Regions from separate parts of the Mus musculus genome. Here region 2 is linked to region 1. The links are chromatin loops, found by intact Hi-C in ENCODE. Cell type or tissue: left cerebral cortex. All regions are shown on one strand. Links, peaks and the distances in the headings refer to the core of each region. The heading gives the core; the rest is flanking DNA. Region 1 has its middle 77 kb from the start of Mir3966. Region 2 overlaps Epyc (epiphycan).

Region 1 (11,510 bases), core at 1,641-9,640:
CACTTCAAATTCTTGGTAAAATTGGTCATATATGGATGAAGGCTCAGAAGTCATGATTTTGTTGATAAGGACATATAGATTAGAGGCTGATCAAAGAGACAACCTGTCAACATCCCCCAAAGATGTATATGTACATATTTACAGTATTCATGAAGCAGAAATCATTCCTGTTATAGACAATGTATAATATTTTTATATCATATTTATATATCATAAAATAATATATTTCAGTGCCCCAAATTAGGGCACACCTTCTAGATTTTTCTTGGGGTAGAGGGTAGGACATGTCTTTGCCACCTAAAAGAGCAATGGACAAGACTATTTCAGTCCTAGATCAAGCAGAAACATCTAGGCAAGTCATTTTTTATCTACAACTACCTTTCCCAGAGATTGTTATGTTCTTTAAGGAACAAAGTCTGCCACAAACCATCCTTGAGACCACCTTTCCCCTGTGTTTTGCTGGAGTACATTAAAGGCTGCTATGTCTTCAAGCCATCATCTACCTGCTGGCTACATAATCCTCATTATATGATGACTAACATCCAGGCTCCAACTTATGCATTAGTGAGTTATAAAAAAAAGTCATTAAAAATAGGGTTGGTGTTTTAAGACATAATATGTTAGTCCAACTCATAAGCCAGGGTGAATTCTCAGGCTCTGGCAGCAGCTTATCTGCATTTGTCTTGAGCCCTTTCAATCCAAGGAAAGAAAGTGACATAAAAGTTTGGCACATACTTGCACATACTTTCCAGGGCAGGGGAGGAATCTCATACAAGGCTGCACTTAAAATTAGACACTTTTATTACTAAGAGGAATAACAGAAAAAGAAATTGTCTACATTAAGTTCAAATCCAGAAAACAAAAGTTAGAATGGAATGTTACAATCATTGCAAGTTTTTATTCCCTGAATGCTGGCTTTAGATTCTCTCCAAATCCTTATCCCTCAGTTCAGTGACCTATATACTTTAATGTAACTTGAAAACTACATACTCTTAACAATCTTCGATATAGAAGTATCAATAACAAATGACACCTTTGTTGTGGGTAGGTAATTGGGTTCTTTCTTATTATATTTTAAATTGATAATAAAATATAATTTTGATTTGCAGTTAGCACTCAGAGGTTTCTGTTTTGTATGCTTCAGTGATTTCTACACTGTAAGCCACAGGCATAAATACCTTTTTGGTTTCTTCTCTCCGGTCCCTCAGAAGTGCTTATTTTAGCTTAGGTCCAATATATTCTCCGTAATGGTGTGTGTGTGTGTGGGGGGGGGTGGTATTAGAAAACAAAACAAATATAAGACACACACACACACACACACACACACACACACACACATGTCAGAATGACTATTTCAATTTGAAATTTAGAAAACAAAGTATGTCCCAAATACAGCATGATATTTTCCTTCACTAAACACAGTACTTGTTACATATCTGAAATTTAAAGTTAATTGCAAATTGCATGCTTTAATGTGCTTCAGCTAGTAAGCTATCTTCTAGAATACATTAGGCAGCTGTTGATAGATAGATAGATAGATAGATAGATAGATAGATAGATAGATAGATGCATACATACATACATACATACATTTCTCCTTAACATGCTTTTATGTAATAACTATTCCAGCTGGAAACCCATGCCAGGAGAAAGACTTCACCTCTGACACTGCCTGGAGAACCAGAAATCAAAGGATTGGTGGCCTAGGACAGAACCCATCACCCAGAACAAAAATGAAAGAAAGGAAGAAAGAAAGAGAGACGGAAAGGGAGAAAGAAAGGAGGAAAGAAAGAATTCCTAATTCTTTTTTGTTTGTTTTGTTTGTTTGTTTTGGTTTTGGGTTTTTTTTGTTATTGTTGGTTTTGGTTTTGGTTTTGTTTTGTTTTTTGTTTTTTTGTTGGTTTTTTTTTTTTTTTTTTTTTTTTTTTTTTTTTTTTTGAGACAGGGTTTTTCTGTGTAGCCCTTGCTGTCCTGGAACTCACTCTGTAGACCAGACTGGCCTTGAACTCAGAAATCTGTCTACCTCTGCCTCCCAAGTGCTGGGATTAAAGGCGTGCACCACCACTGCCTGGCTGAATTCTTAATTCTTAATGATATTGTCCTATACTTGTAGACAGTACCATCAGGGAGGCTCCAGTTAGCAAGGGATGGAAATAGATTCAGAATGTTGTAACCCAAACATTACACAGAGCTTGAGACTCCTGTGATGGGGTGGGGGTAGGATTGTAGGCACCAGCAGGGTCAAGGACATCACAAGAAAACCCACAGACTACGCCGGGGCCTAGCAAACACATAAGTGGATGCTTAGAGTCAGCTATTGGACAGATCACAGGGCCCCCAATGGAGGAGCTAGAGAAAATACCCAAGGAGCTAAAGGGATCTGCAACCCTATAGGTGGAACAACATTATGAACTAACCAGTACCCCAGAGCTCTTGACTCTAGCTGCATATGTATCAAAAGATGGCCTAGTCGGCCATCACTGGAAAGAGAGGCCCATTGGTCAGGCAAACTTTATATGCCCCAGTACAGGGGAACACTAGGGCCAAAAAGTGGGAGTGGGTGGGTAGGGGAATGGGGGGAGGGTATGGGGGACTTTTGGGATTGAAAGATCCTGACAGAATGTAAAAGGTCACAGAAGCCCTGAAATTAGCAAGATAGATGTCAGTGTTAGCAGAACTAGCTTCACTGATTTAGAAAAATAGAGGTGCACAATGCTCTGGCCACTCCTTGAACCTGTGTGTCTGCCAATGTTCTGACCAGGTGTGTGCCCATTGCTGCACCTTCATTAGACTCTTTCCTTGTACCCCTCCCATACCCATTTCTTGAGAATAGACATTGTTTAGATCTGGAAATCCCCTACTCTACCCCCCTTCTCCTTTCCCCCATGAGGGCCTATAAAAACCGGGACCTCTTTCTCCTCGAGGTCAACTCCTCTACCCCTGTGTGGGATATGAGTCGTCCCCAGAGCTCTGGCTTTCCCCGAATAAAGCCTCATGTGGTTTGCAACAACTCGGTCTATCGTGAGTTCTTGGGTGTCCACTAGTGTCCTGAGGCCTGAGCAAGGGGCTCCTCTCAGAGTCTTTCAGGATAGCATTGGAAATGTAAATGAGGAAAATACCTAATTTAAAAAAAATAAAGATTTTGTGTTTTATCAAGAAAAAAAAAACCCCGCAGAATCAACTAACCTGGCCTCACAGGGCCTGACTGAGACTGAACCGGACAGTCAGTTAGCCTGCACATTAGCCTAACCTAGGCTCTCTGTATACGTTACAGTTGTGTAGCTTGGTGTTTTTGTAGGACTCCTAACAGAAGGAACAGGGGCTTTGCTGTCTCTGATTGTTTTGTCAGCTTTCACTTTTCTGTTCCAGCATCTCTCATACAAGAATCTATTTTACACACTCACAGATGAGAAGCACAAACACCAAGGCAGCCACAGACTCTTGAATCTATGATGGTATATGGCCTATATGGCATGTTAAGGCAATGATGGCACAAAGCTAGTGAAACTGATTAGACCTAACACCCACTCCATGAGATGGAACCCATTTGCAACACTACCTTCCTGACCAAGAGCCTGAAACTAGATAGCCCAGAGACCTAGGGAAAAAAAAAAAAACCACAATAACACTCATCTAAGAAGGAGGTGATAACTCCTAATGACATTCTGCTATGCTCATAGATAAGGACTTTGTTCAGCTATCCTTAAAGAAGTTCCCTCCTGTAGTAGTGCGAATACAGACACTCCCAGTTGGGCATTAAGCAGAGAGTGGAGCATTCAGCCCTTCATGGGATGTCCCCATCAGTCCCTTCCCTCAGAACTCAAGGAACCCCATGGGAGATAAGGGAGAAAGAGTGTGGGAGCTATAGAGGATGGAGGAGACCAAGGAAACAAGGCCCTCCAAGAAAACGTGAGCAAAGCTTACATAAACTCACAGAGTCTGAAGCAGCACACACAGCGCCTCTGAGTGTGCATACTGATTTCCTCTTTACTGCTTTTATGGGACTCCAGAGTATGCAAATGAGTGGCTCTCTCATTTCTGTGCCTTCTCTTGAGCTCTTTTCTTTATGTAATTTTTTCTTATATTTTTGTCTAATCTTTTTATAATTTTTTAAAAAAGAATGGATGGATGGATGGATGGATGGATGGATGAAACAATGGAAGAAATCTAGCCACTAGGGTAAATGTAATAACTGAACTGTTATGTATGCGTCCTAGGAAAGAGAAACTCAGTTTTCTATAATATAGTGACATTGGTATATCAACAACTCCAGCAATGACACACTGGAGAAGCTAAACCACGAAGATAGTGAAAAAAACTCCGTGGTAACCAAGGCATGGGCATAAGTATGAATGATTGGGCATGGCTGAGAGGACTTTCAGAGAAAGAGAAATGTTCTCTGGTACTTGAGTGCAGGATGGTTGTCATAGGTCATAGGTATACACTGCCTAAGCCCACATTGCAGATTACTCAGTTGCAACAAGCATGTCACTGTCTTGGAGATTGTTGATAATGGATAGAAAGAAAATGTTCATAACATGTAGAGAAATTTTAATACAGCGACAAGGCTTCTCTGACAAGGGATCATATCCAAAGATATGATTCAGCTGGAATGCAGACATCACACACACACACACACACACACACACACACACACACACATACACACACACACACACACACACACACCTTTAATCCCTCTGGCTTGAATACAGACATGCTTTTAGTGCACGCCTTTAATCCCTGTCCCTGTACTGACCTTTAATAAAGCATTTGCCACATGAAGTGATGTAATGAGCACATGACCTGATGGAATAATCAATACATTAAACTAAAAACAAATGCACTCGGTGCAAACATTGACTCTGTATGGGCTGGGAAAGAGAGGTGAACCATACAGAGATCTGCCTTTCAAGGCCTGATATCTGGCTTGTGCCTCTTAGATGAAACTAACCACTTAGAGGGTTAGCACTCAGATTTGATCCCTTTGTAGGCCTTCATCACCAAGCAGAGTGTCGCTATAAAGTGTTTCTGACAAGATAGTCATGAAGTAAGGGCATAGCAAGCTTGAAGACTTGAGTTCAAAGATTCCTGGTGGAAAGAGGAGAAAACCACCAATTTCCATGAGGTTGTCCTCTACTGACTAAGCTCTGCATTCTCTCTCTCTCTCTCTCTCTCTCTCTCTCTCTCTCTCTCTCTCTCTCTCTCTCTCTCTCTCATAGATCTTTCATACTCACATATACCACACACATGCACACACACACATACATTCACACAGGACACATGTAAAAAAATTTAAAGGTAAAATCAAAGGGTTACTGTGTAAAACAGAAAAACCAGTCCTGCCTGGATAAGGGCTCAGTGTAGTACTTACAGTGAGTACTTACATCGGACTCCATCTAGCCCATTGGATGGAGAAGCCTTGCCTAAGTAATGCTCCTTACAGTCTAGCTAAAGTAGCAGTGGGTGAAGTTTTCTAGATTGACAGTCATCAACTGGGACCTTCTGGAAAACCACGCACAGCCACTGAGGCATTGGCAGTCTACAGCTACTTTGAAACAGAGCAAAAACATATTCTCTCCCTAATCTTAATTTTGTGCAAGAGAATTTCAGAAGCCAGGGCCTGAGTAAGTACTGTGCTCTGAAAGTAGCCTTGATGCTTCCCATGGCTGCCAGCTGCAGTATCTGTTGGCACCTGACTCTTCTCTCCTGTAGGTGTCATTGTCTTTCCATCATTGTAAAATCAGGAGTCATTGACCTTGTCAGTGATCTTAACCAATGGCCTTAACCTCCCTGAGATTCCCTTCCATTATCCATGCCAGGAGGCTACTTGTATTATCGTGGGGCCCGGCAGTACCGTAGGGTCCTGAACAATGTCCCTCGTTGTCAGGACTCAGTAATAACAACCAGTAACTGATATTGTTGCTGTTACTTTGGGACTTAACCCAAGAGTCCACACATAATTCATGTTCATTATACATGGATTAAATTCAAGACCTGATATGGAGCTCTTATAAAAGCATGGCGACTTTTCTCTAGCTTCCAGAACCCTCTCTGACTCCCAGTGGTTGTTTACCAGTGTTTCAACAGTAAACAAACTTAGGCTTTGTTGAGAATCCAATGGAGGTCCACTGTTACTAACTTTGTATTTTCATGATTAGTTAAAATGTCCTGGCACAAATACATCATAATTTATATGAGTTTTTGTGTGATCTGCATTTCTGGTACTGGGTTCAAGGTGACCCTTTTCCCCACCCACCTAGGGAGATGGATAACCCAAAGCATTTTCTCCTTTAAGAAATCTAGAAAGTGACAGCTAGAAAGAAAGGTGGTAAGACGGTGTCACAAAAACATCGGACAGAGATCCTGGCCAAGGCAAGAGTTGCTGCAGAGGCTTGGTACTGAGTTGAGCTGCACTGCCATCTGGTGGACATGTGCCGTGCTGGCCAGGTGCAGCATTTCAATGAGGGTTTCTTAAGATGAAGACATGTCAAGGTTACCTTTCTCCAACTCTTGGATACGCAAGATAGGAATCTAATAAAATAGATGACAGATTTTATATTACAGAGGAGTAATGTATAGCCACCAGATTTGAGACCATACGCAAACGTCTGCGTTTTCATGTTGCTACTTAAGTTTTCATGAACCTCAGTGATCTAATGTTTAAAATGAAACTCCCTTTTTCATTAATTGTTGTTACATACATGTATGTGTGTGTATACATATGTGTGTGTCCTGCATTTAACACATGTATAATTAACATGTGTTATATGTAGACGTATGTGTTAAGTCACAAAGGAACAATAGCAATATTGGTAATATACACCAATACATATCCCTAAATGTACCCTTCTCAGTCTGTCTAATGTCACAAGTATGCGTGTTTTCAGGGCTGACCATTTGATTTTGGACCAATTGACCAACTGATCTGCTCTTCCCCAGGGAAGACGACTCTTTTCCCAGAATTCTTCACACATTTGAATGAGAGCAAGGAGGGACACGAGAGAGTGTGTTTGGATGAAGGAGATGGAAGAAAGGCACAAGTTGTGGACTTTTATATCTCAAAAAATAAAAGTAATATAGCATTGAACCCTGCCATTGTTGTAAGTATAAACTGAATGATTTGTGAAAGGACATAAAACAATATATTATTAAAGAAAAAACAAATATTTTAAGTGTAGATATGGAAGGCTACATGTGAGATACAGTCATAGCCTCATCTAGGAGTCTGTACCAGGCCTATGCCTATACTATATAGCACACAAAAGGTAAGATACCAAAGGTTTATCTTTAGAGAAATATCAGCCCTGTAGTGAAGAAATATGTTAATTCTTGAAACAAACACTATATGAGAAGATTTAGTAGAGGTCAAGCATGCCACATACTTAGTTCTGTCACACAAGGAGATATCCATACGATCTTGGCAGAGAAACATAAAATATAACTTTATTTGAATTGGGTCTTACACAAATATTAATCCCAGGCCAGGGTAAGTGAGGATAGCCAGAGGAAATTTTGAAAGTAGAATATTAATACTGAGAAAGAAATTATTATAAAGGATAATATTATCCTACAGTTAAGAAAATATCACTCTCCTCAAAATCCCATGGTTTGTGCCATGCACAATAAAATTTATGCTCTCCCAGAAGACATATTCTTCTGCTAATCAATAAAAACAGGAAAATTTGCCTGGTAAGCAATCAACAGGTGACCATATACTTTTTATAAAGCAGCACCTTCCCATGTTTAGAGGAATGGGGGATTTCCAAAATTTACTGAGGAGCTGGCTACATTTTTTATTTTTTATTATTATTATAGCCTACCCTCTGACTGTTCCTCATCCCATACCTCCTTTCACATCTCCAAGGTGATGCCCCCAATCCCCACCCCCCACCCCACTCCCCTAGACCTCCCCATTTCCTAGGGCCTCAAGTCTCTCCAGAGTTAGGTGTATATTCTCTGACTGAGTCTAGACCTGCAGTCCTCTGTTGTATATGTGTTGGGGGCCTCATATCAGCTGGTGTATGCTGTCTGATTGGTGGCTCAGTGTCTGAGAGATCTCAGGGGTCCAGGTCAATTAAGATTGGTGATCTTCCTATGCACACACACACACACACACACACACACACACACACACACACAGCTTCTTCCAGCTTTTCCCCAGTTCAACCCCAGGGGTCCCCGATTTCTGTCCATTGCTTGGGTGTAAGTATCTGCATCTGACTATTTCAGCTGCTTGTTGGGCCACTCAGAGGGCAGCCATGCTAGGCTCCTGTCTGTAAGCACACCAGAGTATCAGTAATAGTGTCAGACCTTGGAGCCTCCCTTTGAGCTGGATCCTAATTCGGGCCTGTCACTGGACCTTCTTTTCCTTGGGCTCCTCTCCATTTCTGTCCCTGCAGTTCTTTTAGACAGGAACAATTCTGGGTCAGAGTTTCTGACTGTGGGGTGGTAACCTCATCCTTCCACTTGATGCCATCTTTCTGCTGGAGATGGACTGTACAAGTTCCCACTCCCCACTGTTGGGCATTTCATCTAAGGTCTTTCCCTTTGAGTACTGAGCATCTCTCATCTCCCAGGTCTCTGACACATCCTGCCTCCTGAGGTTGCCCGTTTCTACTCTTTCTGCTAGCCCTCAGGTCCTGTTTGTGACCCCAATACCTGATCATGTTCCCCTTTCCCCTCCCTTTACCCTCTTCCGCCCTGGTCCCTCCCCCACCCCATGGCTGCTTTCTTCTCCCTCCCTACTGGGATTGAGGGGTCCTCACTTGGGCCCTTCTGCTTATTAACCTTCTTGATTTCTGTGGATTGTATCCTGGGTATTCTGTACTTTTTTTGGCTAATATTCAATTATTAGTGAGCACATGCCATTCATGTCCTTTTGGGTCTGAGTTACTTCACTCAGGATGATATTTTCTACTTCCATTCATTTGCCTGCAAAACTCAGGTGACAGCACATGTTGGTTAGGATGTGGAGAAAGAGGAACATTCCTCTGTTGCTGGTGGGATTGCAAACTGGTACAACCACTCTGGAAATGAACCTGGAGGTTCCTCAGAAAATTGGAAATAGATCTACCTGAAGACCCAGCTATAACACTCTTGTGCATATACCCAAAAGATGCCCCACCATACCACAGGCCTTATCTGTGATAGCCAGAAGCTGGAAACAACCCAGATATCCCACAATGGAACAATGTTTACAGAAAATGTGGTTCATTTATACAATGGAATACTACTCAGGTGTTAAGAATGAGGACATCATGAGTTTTCTAGGCAAATGGATAGAAAATATCATCCTGAGCTGGTTACATCTTGAAACTTGTTTTGAGCCTTCCCACCCACTTGCCCACTACTCAACAGCTTGGTAACCTCTAAAGTGTGTGTCCTGATTTAATATATGCTGAGGTTGCTGCTTCTGCCTCTGAGTATCTTCCTCTCTGCCTCATTTTTTTTGAGGTGATGATTATTCCAAGTGAATCCCAAAATCCCATCCTCTGTGCCTCCTGAATTCCCAGTCTGATACACAAACCTTCTCCATATACTCCCTTTCCACAGCCTGCTATGGTATTGGGGCAGAAAGACTGTTTCATTGTGGGCAAAGCCCACACCCCATGTTTTGCAGTGCAATGCAGACTTCTTCTCACCAAACACCTATTCCTTCATTATTTCACATCTGGACTGTCTTGTGACTTACCTGACAGCACCTGGATGCTGAAGAAGGCCAGTTTGCTTGTTTCAAGCTGGATCCTAGACGTTACTTCCTAAAATCAAAGATTTACCCAGTTCAAGTTAGAGGTGCTCAGTGATATCTCACTTTCTTTCCAGAAGCCTTGGTATCTGCAATAATATCTTTCAAGAAAATATATTAATATGTCTGTATATACATACATATATTGATATCTGGATATACATACAGATATAGGAGAGAGAAACAGAGAGTCAGAAAGACAAAGAGAATACAGACCTTTTAATGCTGAACAGCTCCAATATCATCAAATAATATACTCTATTCTGATATCAAATGGGAAAAAACTGGCTTTGGAAAAAGTCTTTAGACAATGGGTTACATTAATCTTCACAGAGAGGTTAAAAAGCACATCTTCTGATCAATCAGTTATTGATCACAATGTATGAATGGTCAACAGTAGATACTCAGTACACTTGAACTAACATATGAACCCTTACCAAGTAATACCAATGGCATATTATAGGGAATATATACATAATAAATGCATATGTAAGCAGGATAATAATGCGAAATAAGTCAGTGACAGCATGAATTGTTTAAGATGCCGTATTGAGCAGTGGAATTAGCATAAACTTCATATCCAAGAGGCAGGATCTAGCAGGATTTAGTTGCACGGGCTGTCTCACTTTGAGTCAGTCACCAACCTCAGCATTCTCATGTGAGGAAGATAAGAACAACTCTGGCATCAAAGTAAATACAGTGATTAAAAACAAAAACAAAAACAAAAACAAACAAACAACTTTGAAGTCCTGCCAAGGTCTAGCCTTAGCTTGAAGAGGGGTTCTGAGAGAAGGGGTGTCCGGGAGCAGTGAGAAGAAATCAAATCGTGGGTCCAAGCTGACTAGTGTTCTACTTGACACAGCTTTTCCAGTCTGCTTTTCTCTGTGTTCTGCTTTCTCTCTGGAGATGTCTGTGTCTATATTCTGTTTGCTTGTTATTCTAAGAAATCTCTCTGTCCACATTCTGCTTGCTAGTCTAAGAGATCTCTTTGTCCATGCCCTGCTTCGTGTGTGTGTGTGTGTGTGTGTGTGTGTGTGAGAGAGAGAGAGAGAGTTCTCCAAGCAGTTCTCTCTTTTTATCGTAAAAAATTTCTCTTGATAGCTCATCCACACAGAACACAGATCCAGTCTTTTATTTTATATATTAATCCAGTAATTTACTCCAGGTTTCCTTTTATTATCTTCTGAATCGGAATACCAGGACCCCAGACCTTTGATTCTTAGGAGACAGTAAGCATATTTTGGTTTTCTTAGCATTGCAAAAGAATTCAGAGATTTTTCTGTCTTTGTTAAGCACAGATGATAAACGAGTTGTGTGGGACCCTGCTCTGTAATTACCATTTTACCACACCTGGGCCTAACCTCACTCTGCACTAGGCTCATTCTGAACTCGGGACCTCCCTGCTTTTGTAAGCAATAACAACAACAACAACAAAAAAAATGTAGCTGGGTGGGATCTCATGTGATCACCACTCTCTAGCTCTCTTTATCTCCTTCCCTAGTAATTTTCTAGCAAGTAGGCTCACAGAGCAGCTGCTTCTGTTCCTTTGGATTCCTGAAGCCCCTCCCATAATTCATATCGCACCCTTACTTTCTGCATTGTTGAGAAATTATCTATTTTCCAACTCATGTATTTAGATCTCTTTCCCATTGCCTTAAGGGCTGTACTGAAGGTCTCGGTCTTTACCATTTTGCTGAGACATAGCCACACCCTGGACTCCTGAACTCCTGCTGCTGTTTGTAATTATCACAGTCATCAATGT
Region 2 (11,510 bases), core at 1,525-9,524, 320 kb before region 1:
GATGGTCCAAGATATAAACATTAAAAAGAAATGTTTAAATTATTGAAATGCTTCATCAAGATGACTACTAAAATTCTTCTAAGAAGGCAACTGTTCTAAAATAGAATTTAAGTATATATGCTTCAGTCATAAATCAACTGTGCTTCAATGCAAACACATCAAAGAAGCCCAGAACACTTGCTAATATAATACCATGGCAATGCACTGAAAATTATAATGTAAAAATTAGTTTTAGCTTATAAAATAATCAATTTATAATTAAACTTAGTAAAATTAGTTTGAAAGTAACAACAGTTATAGAATTTCCTATTGGCTACTATGTGTTCTTCCATCTTACCATGATTAAAACATAATTTCAACTATTTATGTAAAAGAAAGTAACTAATTTTTTTAGCTTTTTTTGAATAAAAATTTCATTCTAAGTATCAACATTTCACATGATTAAAAATTCAGGGAGATCTACAAGGAAAGACAAATATTTATGTCCATACTTAAGCTTGCAAAGTCATTTTTGTTGATCTTTTTAATTCTGTTAAAACGTGAATAGAAATATGTAGTCTTCTTGGGCAGTGGAGGAATAGCGTCCAGTTCATGGTCATCACAGTATACAGTGGTACTTATACAAGTACACAGGAGACAAGTTGGAAAGTCTGAAACAGAAAAATGGTTATGTGTCATTGAAAGAATTCTAAGGAAAACGTGGTTCTGATTGTTTAATATACAAGACTAAAATATCTTTAAGACCTTTCTGATGTATTTCACATATTTTCAAAGCAGTCTTAGGTAGTAGTTCATTAAAGTCAATAATTTAGAGCCTCTACCAAATTGCTCATAAAGTTATTTTCATGGATATATTATGACTGTCACTTTTACAGCTAATGTAAAGGTAACATAAATTCAAAACATAAATATTGAGATTACATCTTTTATAAAGTTAGATTACTGCATATTCATTACACATGTGCCTCAATATTTAAACACTACATTGAAAAATGTGTCTTAAGAGATCATACAAATTAGTATTTATTCCTTCGATACATATATATCATATAAATGACATAATGGTCTGAATAACAGAGTGGCCACTGAAATATTGGCAAAATATGCAGAGCTTTGCTTAGTGATCTACTATGTAAGATGAGTGGCAATCACACAGATACATATCTTGATATATAATATTAATGTAAGCCTAACAGGATTTGGCTTCAATGGAGAATCATGAAAGGGAATCTCTGAGGTCGCTAATGCCAACTTACATATGGAGAATAAGAAAAATAACAAAAGTGAAATTTTCAAGAAAAATACAGGAACGTTCACCAAAGATCTCTCACTAAAATTGAAAGATGGGAGTAGGGAGGCTTGGCAGTGGGGAATCTGCAAGGTATTTAATCTTTGATATGTTCTCTAGTATTTATAATTTCACTATTTCCAATGATAAATTTAAAATGAGGATGTTTGATTTTGTACAGTGTTAACCTTATATTTTAGCATTAATTGCCCAGAATAATTTATACACATTTACTTGGACTGTGATTTATTTTTGTTTTAATATTCATGGATTGTGACTATTTGAATTTGATTAATTTGGTAAAAGAAAGTTTTGAATTTTAATGCTCTAACATTTTCCAAGCTGTTAAACATTTGTGAATGTATGCTTCTTTTCTGGAAATTAAAATGTAATCTATGTTTTCACTTCATTATACCCTCAGTTTTCTCTTAGTAATAAAAGTAAGAAAATATCAATTTGTTGTTATTCTCTCAAAAATTTTCGAACCCAAACTTGATAACAAATATTACAGGGACTGTGCCCAAGTTAGGCAAACAGGGCTAGGCTTGGGAGAATGGAGAAGGCATGGGGAGGGAAGATCGTGGTTCTGTGCACAGACAGGACAGATGGCTAGAGATCCTAGCCAACTATCCATGACTCTGGAACTGATAAGACACCAGAGGAGAGCCCACTAAAGCTAATGCCTTAAAGCAATACATTTCTATCTATATTTCTAAGTACCTATTTTTGTATCTACAGATAAGAGTAAGTCTTACCATCAAAGAAGTTTCTCTTTATAATAGAGCAAAAATATTATGGAGATCCACAACTGGTCAAAATGCATAGACTGTGAAATACCCAGCTACAATGGATACATCTACAATGTAGCTCCTACATTTAATTCTCAAGCAGTAACATTGAAGAGAGTATGGAAAGATTTATAAGACCTAAAGGACTGAGAAACCTGCTGCTATAGAAGCTCTTTTAGAGAAGACAGGGAAGCTATAGCTATGAAATCTCGACAACAGGGTTATCCAATCAAGACCTGCATCATGATAACACTCGCTGACATATCAATGTGGATGTGGGAATTGTTGTAACATCTTACTCCTAGAACAAGAACTATAGTAGTCAATGGCTGCCAAGAAAGGGGAAAACAATTTCCTTCAGGGACAAGCTCCCAGGCAGGTTCACCATCCCTAAGTGGTCAGTTCCAAACATTAGTGAACAACATTAGATGGACTTAGGGAGATATACACATACAGCAGTTATACATACTTGTGTTTATGTTAGTCAATAATTTTTAAAGGAAAATATATGGGAGGAGACATAGGAGGAGTTGCAGAGACGAGAGTGAATCATGAACATTATATAACTAGAGTAATCATGAATAGAATTCTTTAAAATGCAAATAAATACAAGATGGAGTATTATGTTTTTTGTTTCCTCTGACCCATCTGAAAGTCACAGATTTGAGAGAAGGCAAGGGGGCACGGGTAGATTTGAACGGATGAAACAGAGAGAAAAATGACTGAAATTCCTCAATCACTCTTACTGCTTTAGGTACGTTTCGTTTTCCTATGTGGCTGCCTTCTCTATCTGGGAAACTTACACTTCATAAACTTGTCCATGTGTCTTCTTGGTTCTGTTTGTGGCTTTCTATGACATAGAAATTTAACCACATGGGGAAAAAAACATGATGTATTCCTTAAAGAAACTAACTTAATAGTTTGTATGTGCGTCTGCACTCTATACTCATTCTTTTCAATGATTTTGCACACATTTAGAGTATACTGGCATTTCTTTTTCTTGTTTATCAAAGAGGTTTCTACTCCAAAGCTTGTAGTTTTGCCAAGAGTTGACATAAATCACAGTCAGTGACTGGATAGCAAGGATGAGACTTTACAATTCAATTGTAATACTTGAAAATTTAGACAGGGAGTTGGATAATGTTTGCCAGGGCACAGGGAAATATAGAAGGGGAACTGAAGTATAAATAAGAATATATAGGATAAGTTTATATAGGATAAGTAAGTTCTAGAGACTTATCTTCTGGGATGGAGAGATGTAGGGAAGGGGAGCAACATTTTCCTACAAATAGAGTCTAGAATCTTAATAAATTGGTTTTCAACCACAAATCACTACCCTTGGCAAATTAAAACTTCCTTATCGAAGGGCAAAATTAAGTATTATTAACACCCTAGAAAGACTATAAGGGGTGAAAGAAGGCTGCAGTGTGCTGTTCTGGTGGCCCACAGACAGCCAATACCCAATCAGCACAACATGTTGCCCTTATTCTAATCAGCATCCCCTATGTCTTACACGTCTGCACTGGACTGCACTGATCTCAGGGGATGACTTTCCATCAGTTCATCCAGTGCTGGGCCCTGAAAATACATGGCCCAGAATGATTTCAAGTAATGATGCCAGGCAAGTAATTCCATCCTGAGTCCTTGGTTATTTGATTCTTTCCAGCAGGACAAAGATGCATTATAATAAAAATCTTATCTTATGTCTGAGGACAAAATGCAGGAGTAACTCCATGACTCAAAGTGTATTCCAACATTCTTGACTTTTTTGTCTTTGGCTTATTTACTTCCCTTTTGGAGTGGAGTTGAAAATTGGCAAGATTGTTTAAGTTTGTTTCTTCTTTGAAGGTTTCATAGACTTATACATCTATCCTCATCATGCACACCCCTTACTCTCTATAACTCCCTCAGTATCTTCCATCTCATCTGCCCCCTAGCTTCATATGCCCTCATTTATTGTTATTTATTTTGACCCACTGAGTTGAGTTAGTACAACCCACGTATACACAGTTGCAAATTTATCCCTTGAGGGACTGAGAAGCTAATTGCTCCCTCCCTAGTAGATGTGGGGTTTTGGGAGATCGTTCTGTCACCCATGCTGGAATTTTAACTGTCTTGATCTAGTGTTAGTAACTAGAATGGTTGTGAGTTTACGGGTGCAACATCCTTCCCATCCTTCTAGACCTATGGTTTTGAGTTCCCTATTTCAAGATCTTTTCTGAGCCCTTTGGTGTGGTGGGTAAGCATTAGTGTAGATGTCCCATCTGTGGCTGAGCACTCGCCCGTGTTTATGATTAGCATTCTGTACAAAATGAGTCTACTCTCAGAAGTAGACTCTAATAAGACACTTCTCAGACCAGGGTTGGAAACAGCAACAACCTATGGATAAAAGCATAAATATTTACAAGACTGATGGCCAACATGACTACTTAGCAATACAACACCCTTAATTTCTCCCTTAGAGTTCATGACTTCTTTTGCAATGCAAGGCAGATTCCTTGAGGAATGACTTAAAACTAGATAGTTTTGAGAGGCGACAATGTGTATTTGGTTCTAATTGAGTAATAACTTATTTGACCTTCGTTGGTGTGTGGACCCAGAAGCCCCGGGAATTCTGGCTCCTGTGGGGAAGAGCCATCGATCAGCCTGGGAGTAGATTCTTCATCCTTGTCTTCATCCTGGTTGTCCCCTAGCTGTGGGCCTGGGGTCAGGAGCTCTCTGTTCCCAGAAAGCCTCTCAGACACTTTCTCGTTCTGGAAACAAACAGAATTTCAAGGTAACCTCAATCACCCTCCATGCCCATAGTACAAATGTAAAATGTGTCCATCTGTGCCACAAGATGTCACTACTGTTCTTACAATCAACACAGTGGGCCTCGCCCCATCGATGTTTCTCAGAAATACAATTACTGTTTTCCAAAATTTGTTTCTCAAATCTTTGGAACTGGTTTCAATGCCCCCCGTTTGTTGCTATTTCTTTGAGCTTCATACATTTTTCTTTTCACATGGCAGGTCTAAAAAAAATCTCACTCTTATTTTTTTTAATGATACAGCTTTATAACAGCATAGTTGTTAGATTCACTTTAATCAAACTTATGCAAAACAAAATTCAAAAGATTCCCATTCACACGTGAGCCCAGTTCACTCTCATCATCCCTTGTTGATAACTATTGAGATACTAATATTTCCTTCCTTTAGGTTTTTACTTCTGAAAATCAAATCTTTACTTCCTGTTTTGTGGTACCCTCAATGGCCTTTTTTTGGAAATTAATCTTCCAACTTTGGCAAAATATATAATGGTGTGAAAACGATGTAATAGATTGTAGATGCCTTTTGTTATAGATATTTCCACATGGATACTAAATATTGCAACAACATCTGATTATATTAAAATTGTCATCTTTGAGAACACTGACAATAGGAGTCATTTAAAATGGAAACACACACACACACAAACCTGACATTTTTCAGAATACTTTCTCAAATTTCCCCCTTTTTGCCTTATATCTTTTCTGGTATGAGTTATTATTTATAAGAGCTTTAGAAACCACTTATTTTCAGTTCCCTTCCCTTATGCTATTTCTTGATAAGTGTGTTCTTCTCCATAACCTTGTAAGCCTCAGATGGAGATCTGATAAAAACATTTGGAGCAGAAACACCCTGACTCCACTCCTCTTGTCTGCTGTTCCCACGATATCACCAGAAATCTCACATTCTTGATTGATCACACCAATGTGCACCCATCTGCATTAATTTGCACTCATTACAAAAGCAAAACGACACAAATTATTTCTAAGTTACTTATTATCTGGATGGAAATTTCAAAAACAGAGATATAAATTAGATTAGTTATTTACTGCTTGTCTTATAATAACTATGTGATTTTTAAAGAGACATATTTTTACACTTTTGATAGACTTGAGTACATTTAATTACTAATAAAAATAATATAAATTTAAGGAATGTTTTCCTAGGTTCTCTATTTGGCCCCTTTGTACCCTACATGTTGATTTCATAACCAGGCCTATTAGATAGTAACTGAATTATGCCTCTATCTTTGTACTTTTAGGTTGAAGCCTAATAAGCAACTTATAATACTTATGGAATATATTCTTTAAACATCCTTGTCCAAGATGCATTTAATTCATGTGCATTTAATTCATATATGCACATAACCATCAGGATTTTGTGCAAAGACACTGTGAATGTGTGGATGCCTGCTTTCAAACATGAATCTAAGAGTAGATTGCTTGATATTGCAGGAGGCATCCAGGGATGCTCAAATCCTGGCCAGAAATCTCCAGCTGAGAATCTGGGGTGCATCTACAGAAAGACACACGGTTCCCATCAGTGTGATCATAGTGAGGCAGCTTCGGTGGAATGACTTTGCAGAGACGAAAAGTGGGCTCCAGGAAGAGCGGAAATTGAGACAGATGTTTCATGGAATGGAGGGGCCTCCTGAAGGGAGGAACACATTCCAGACACATTGCCTTGAATCTTTAACACTGTAGGAAAATGTTTGCACATCTTTTTTTTCCCCCAGATAATTGTTTTTCCACTGATCTGATGTAAAACTCTAAGGTCTCCTTTGTCATCCGATGTAATGAGGCCAAGCAGCTTTTGGTGCTTTGTTCATGCTTGCTTGCAAATCAAAAGAGCAACCTTTAAGGCAAGGAAAGGCAGTGAGTCCTCATTTCAGCAAAACTGCACAACTCTAACCCCATTATGCTGCGCCTGGAGAATCCTCTGCACAGTAGACACATTTATTCTGACGACTAAATAAAAGTTGTTTGGGCTCTCATCTTTTCCCTTCTTCTAACAATCTTCAAACTGCAATATGAAGTCAGAGCAATTCATTTTTAAAAAGCGAGGCCAGGGAATTGTGAACACCTGTCAGAATGATGGGCTTTGTCTCCTTATGCTACAGAAACTTAACTGTGGACCTAAGGGCAGAACCTCCCACATACTCTTCCGCTATAATTGGTATCACTCTCAGGAAAGTACTACTGAGTCTTTGATGTAAATATTTATTGATTATTTCACATTCGCTCTCTTTTCTTTTTCCTTTAACTCTTTATTAATTCAGATTTGCTTTCTGTGACTTTACTTTATAATTTGTGCATTCTGTCCCCTCAAGCTTTACAAAGATTCTAAAACATAATCACTGCATGTGAAGATAATAACCCAGTGCTGGACAGCAGCACAAGCTATATCAGTTTTTGTTAAATTGTTTAATTTTGCCTTTGCAGGAATTTGTATCTCCCTAACACCTTGTTTCCTAACCTTGAACTACAATATTTGCCATGGTAGACTGTGTTTAGGAGTATATTTTACTTCTACAAAAGAGGAGATTCCAGAAATGACATAGCTAAGACACAACATCAAGGGTTTGGGAAAACTCAGCAGCTATTGCCATGGGAGAGGGGAGAGGAAACTCCCAGGTAAATGAGGATATTGCAAGAGTTATTCACTGTCAGTACCCTGCACAACTGGGTTGGATGCTAGGTGTTCACCTTAGCAGACACTGCTGTCTCAGGGCAATCGACCGATGAGACACTAATGGGAGTTTCTAAGTGTCTGCTCCCTGAAGAAAACTTCTCAAAAAGCTAGATGCATTTCCATATTTTTTTATATCAAACAGTGTGGAGATTTATACAAATTGTTCATGTTGATATGAATAATCTTAGAAAATATTTAAGATTTGCAATTCTGGTCATTGGCAATACTGTTTCTATATAGAAGAACCTTGTTATAAAAGGAGGCTGTGCTTTGTAAATGATAATCTTTTGCTAAAATTATTTGGACCCAGTATAGGTTTATCTTGAGAAAACATATCTGACTGATTCATGCAATTACATTAATATTTGTAAAACTGTGTGATTTATTTGGTTTAATTATGGGGGGATAATATGAAAAATGAATGTTCTGTGAAATAGACACCACATTTCTCCTAGGTTGTTTTACTGGATAGAGTCCCTCCAATATCGACATCTTTCTTTTAAAGCATTACCAAAAAAGAAAGAAAGAAAGAAAAACTAAAGATACAACTTTCATATGAACAGAGGTACTGAAAGGAATGGAGGTGGGGGAAAACTGGGGTAGAGATGTAATGCATGAGAGAATTAAAAAAGAAAATAGAATAAAAAGTGAAAGAATAAATCTGAAAAGATGTAATGAAAAACAGAAGAAAGTCTCCCTCTGCATTCTACAACATAATAATACTAGGAGAACTGAAGAGGCAAGGAGGACACGAGAGTGTCAAAGGGACAGATTAAGAAGAAGCCATAATGACGTGTCCTACCAAAGGAACCAATATAAATATATTTGTAGGGACACTATATTACCTGTGATATAAAACTGAGGCTTAAAGAATTCACTAGGGGTGAGGTAGAGAGATAAGAAGGCAAAGACTTAGTAGGTGGGCCAATGCACACCAGGGATGTAAGATGAGCCTTATGAAAGCCCACTAATTAGTAAATTCATTTCAGAATACCAGATTTTAAAAAGAAGTGTTTGAATGGAGGTGTCTTATGTTCATGGATGCTGCACTTCCAGAAGACATGGGTCACTAATTTAAAACCACAGTGCAAAGCATAGCCTACCTGCACAAGTAAGACCCCAGAGGTCTGCAAAACAACAGAGGCCATTCCTATGGCCCTTAGTTTCCCACCAAAGCTACACAGGAAGGTCTGCTTTCTGAGAACAAAACATATCCTCCCCTGCCCCACTATCTGCCAAGACAGTTTGGAAAATGTTCTCCCTCCTGGCTACTTTTCATTGCACAGAAAGTTGCTACATAGGCTGCTGAGGGGAAAAGACCGCTGTGATTTCACCTTGTCCTGGACCCAGTAAGCCACAACATCAAACCTGCCAGGAAAATATGTGCTCTTTGGTGCAGTAGTGGCAGACCTACTATGAGGTAACCAACAGTACTCTTGTGGAAGAATGCTCCACAACAAGTCTCATGATTTGGTATGTCAATTCTTTTGAAAGACTGTGCCAAGCAGGTCATAGAGCTTAGAGTAAAAGCTGGTTTATTTTTTTAAGTTACCTAAGTGTTCATGCCATCAATTTACCTTCTAAATATTTATATTTATAACTTAGTCCTGTTGAAGTTCATCAGAAAAGCTTCCTTTATGATGAGAGGTAGGTAATAGAAAGATGCATATATGGTCAAAGTACTTAGAACAGGAGACTGTGTGCTCAGTTATAAATGAGTGTTGTTTATCACTGCCCCTCAGTTAAGGCTCAAGAAATGTTGTGGCAGGACTCAAGTCCCTTCTGGCCGGCCCACTGCAGCACCGTGGTCCCTGGCCCGGAGGAGTCTCCAGACACCCGCAAGGACCCACACAGGATCCGCACGGGATCGATCCTAAGACCTCTGGTGAGTGGAACATGGTGCCTGCTCCAATCCAATCGTGCAGGACTGAATTATGGAAGCAGGTAACCTGGCCTGATACAGGGCTCAAGTCCCTTCCGGCCGGCCCACTGCAGCACCGGGGTCCCTGGCCCAGGGGACTCTCCGGACACCCGCAAGGACCCACACAGAATCCGCCACGGGATCCTAAGTCCTCTGGTGAGTGGAACACAACTTCTGCCAGGAGGCAGGTTCAAACACCAGATATCTGGCCCCTTCCCTGCAAGAGGAGAGCTTGCATGCAGAGAGTACTCTGACCACTGAAACTAAGGACAGAGCTAGTCTCACAGGTCTGCTGATAGAGACTAACATAATCACCTGAGGAACAAGCTCTAACCAGAGACAACTATAACAACTAGCTCCAGAGAATACAAAATTCTAAAAGGCAAACTTAAGAATCCTACTAACAGAAATCAAGTCCGTTCACCATCATCAGAACGCAGCACTCCCACGCCACCTAGTCCTGGGCACCCCAACACAACCTAAAAGCTAGACACTGATTTAAAATCTTATCTCATGATGATGGTAGAGGACATCAAGAAGGTCTTTAATAACTCACTTAAAGAAATACAGGAGAACACTGCTAAAGAGTTACAAGTCCTTAAAGAAAAACATGAAAACACAACCAAACAGGTAGAAGTCCTTATAGAAAAACAGGAAAACACATCCAAACAGGTGATGGAAATGAACAAAACCATACTAGACCTAAAAAGGGAAGTAGACACAATAAAGAAAACCCAAAGTGAGGCAACACTAGAGATAGAAATCCTAGGAAAGAAATCTGGAACCATAGATGCGAGTATCAGCAACAGAATACAAGAGATGGAAGAGAGAATCTCAGGTGCATAAGATTCCATAGAGAACATCGGCACAACAGTCAAAGATAATACAAAACACAAAAAGATCCTAACTCAAAACATCCAGGAAATCCAGGACACAATGAGAAGACCAAACCTACGGATAATAGGAGTTGATGAGAATGAAGATTTTCAACTTAAAGGGCCAGCAAATATCTTCAACAAAATTATAGAAGAAAACTTCCCAAACCTAAAGAATGACATGCCCATGAACATACAAGAAGCCTACAAAACTCCAAATAGACAGGACCAGAAAAGAAATTCCTCCCGACATATGATGATCAGAACAACAAATGCACTAAATAGAGAATATTAAAAGCAGTAAGGGAGAAAGGTCAAGTAAGATATAAAGGCAGACCTATCAGAATTACACCAGACTTTTCACCAGAGACTATGAAAGCCAGAAGAGCCTGGACAGATGTTATACAGACACTAAGAGAACACAAATGCCAGCCCAGGCTACTACTATACCTGGCCAAACTCTCAATTACCATACATGGAAAAACCAAAGTATTCCACGACAAAACCAAATTCACACATAATCTTTCCACAAATCCAGCCCTTCAAAGGATAATAACAGAAAAGTAGCAATAGAAGGACAGAAATCACGCCCCAGAACAAGCAAGAAAGTAATCCCTCAACAAACCAAAAAGAAGACAGCCACAAGAACAGAATGCCAACTCTAACAACAAAAATAAAAGGAAGCAACAATTACTTTTCCTTAATACCTCTTAATATCAATGGACTCAATTCCCCAACAAAAAGACATAGACTAACAGACTGGCTACACAAACAGGACCCAACATTCTGCTGCTTACAGGAAACCCATCTCAGGGAAAAAGACAGACACTACCTCAGAGTGAAAGGCTGGAAAACAATTTTCCAAGCAAATGGTATGAAGAAACAAGCTGGAGTAGCCATTCTAATATCGGATAAAATCGACTTCCAACCCAAAGTTATCAAAAAAGACAAGGAGGGAATACTTCATACTCAGAAAAGGTAAAATCCTCCAAGAGGAACTTTCAATTCTGAATATCTACGCTCCAAATGCAGGGGCAGCCACATTCATTAAAGACACTTTAGTAAAGCTCAAAGCACACATTGCACCTCACACAATAATAGTGGAAGACTTCAACACACCACTTTCATCAATGGACAGAT

The links. A loop is a pair of places that touch in the nucleus more often than their neighbours do. Peaks named below come from ENCODE experiments on the same cell type or tissue, not always from the same donor. Only the 100,000 strongest peaks of a DNase experiment are listed, where the experiment ranks them.
Region 2: it touches region 1 in a loop (4-fold over the local background); 12 of 42 quality-filtered maps call a loop at or near these places.

The regions. Positions count from the first base shown.
Region 1 is chr10:97,340,448-97,351,957 of GRCm38, reverse strand. No RefSeq gene overlaps it. Among named protein-coding and RNA genes, the nearest start is that of Mir3966, 77 kb to the left of the region's middle. In left cerebral cortex, for the core only: a CTCF peak has its summit at 6,427 (motif pointing left); a DNase peak (open chromatin) is centred at 6,421.
Region 2 is chr10:97,663,817-97,675,326 of GRCm38, reverse strand. It overlaps Epyc (epiphycan), which reads right to left. Exons shown (of 7, transcript NM_001379456.1): 3 at 4,655-4,829; 4 at 492-650. Among named protein-coding and RNA genes, the nearest start is that of Epyc, 22 kb to the right of the region's middle. In left cerebral cortex, for the core only: a CTCF peak has its summit at 4,920 (motif pointing right); a DNase peak (open chromatin) is centred at 4,927.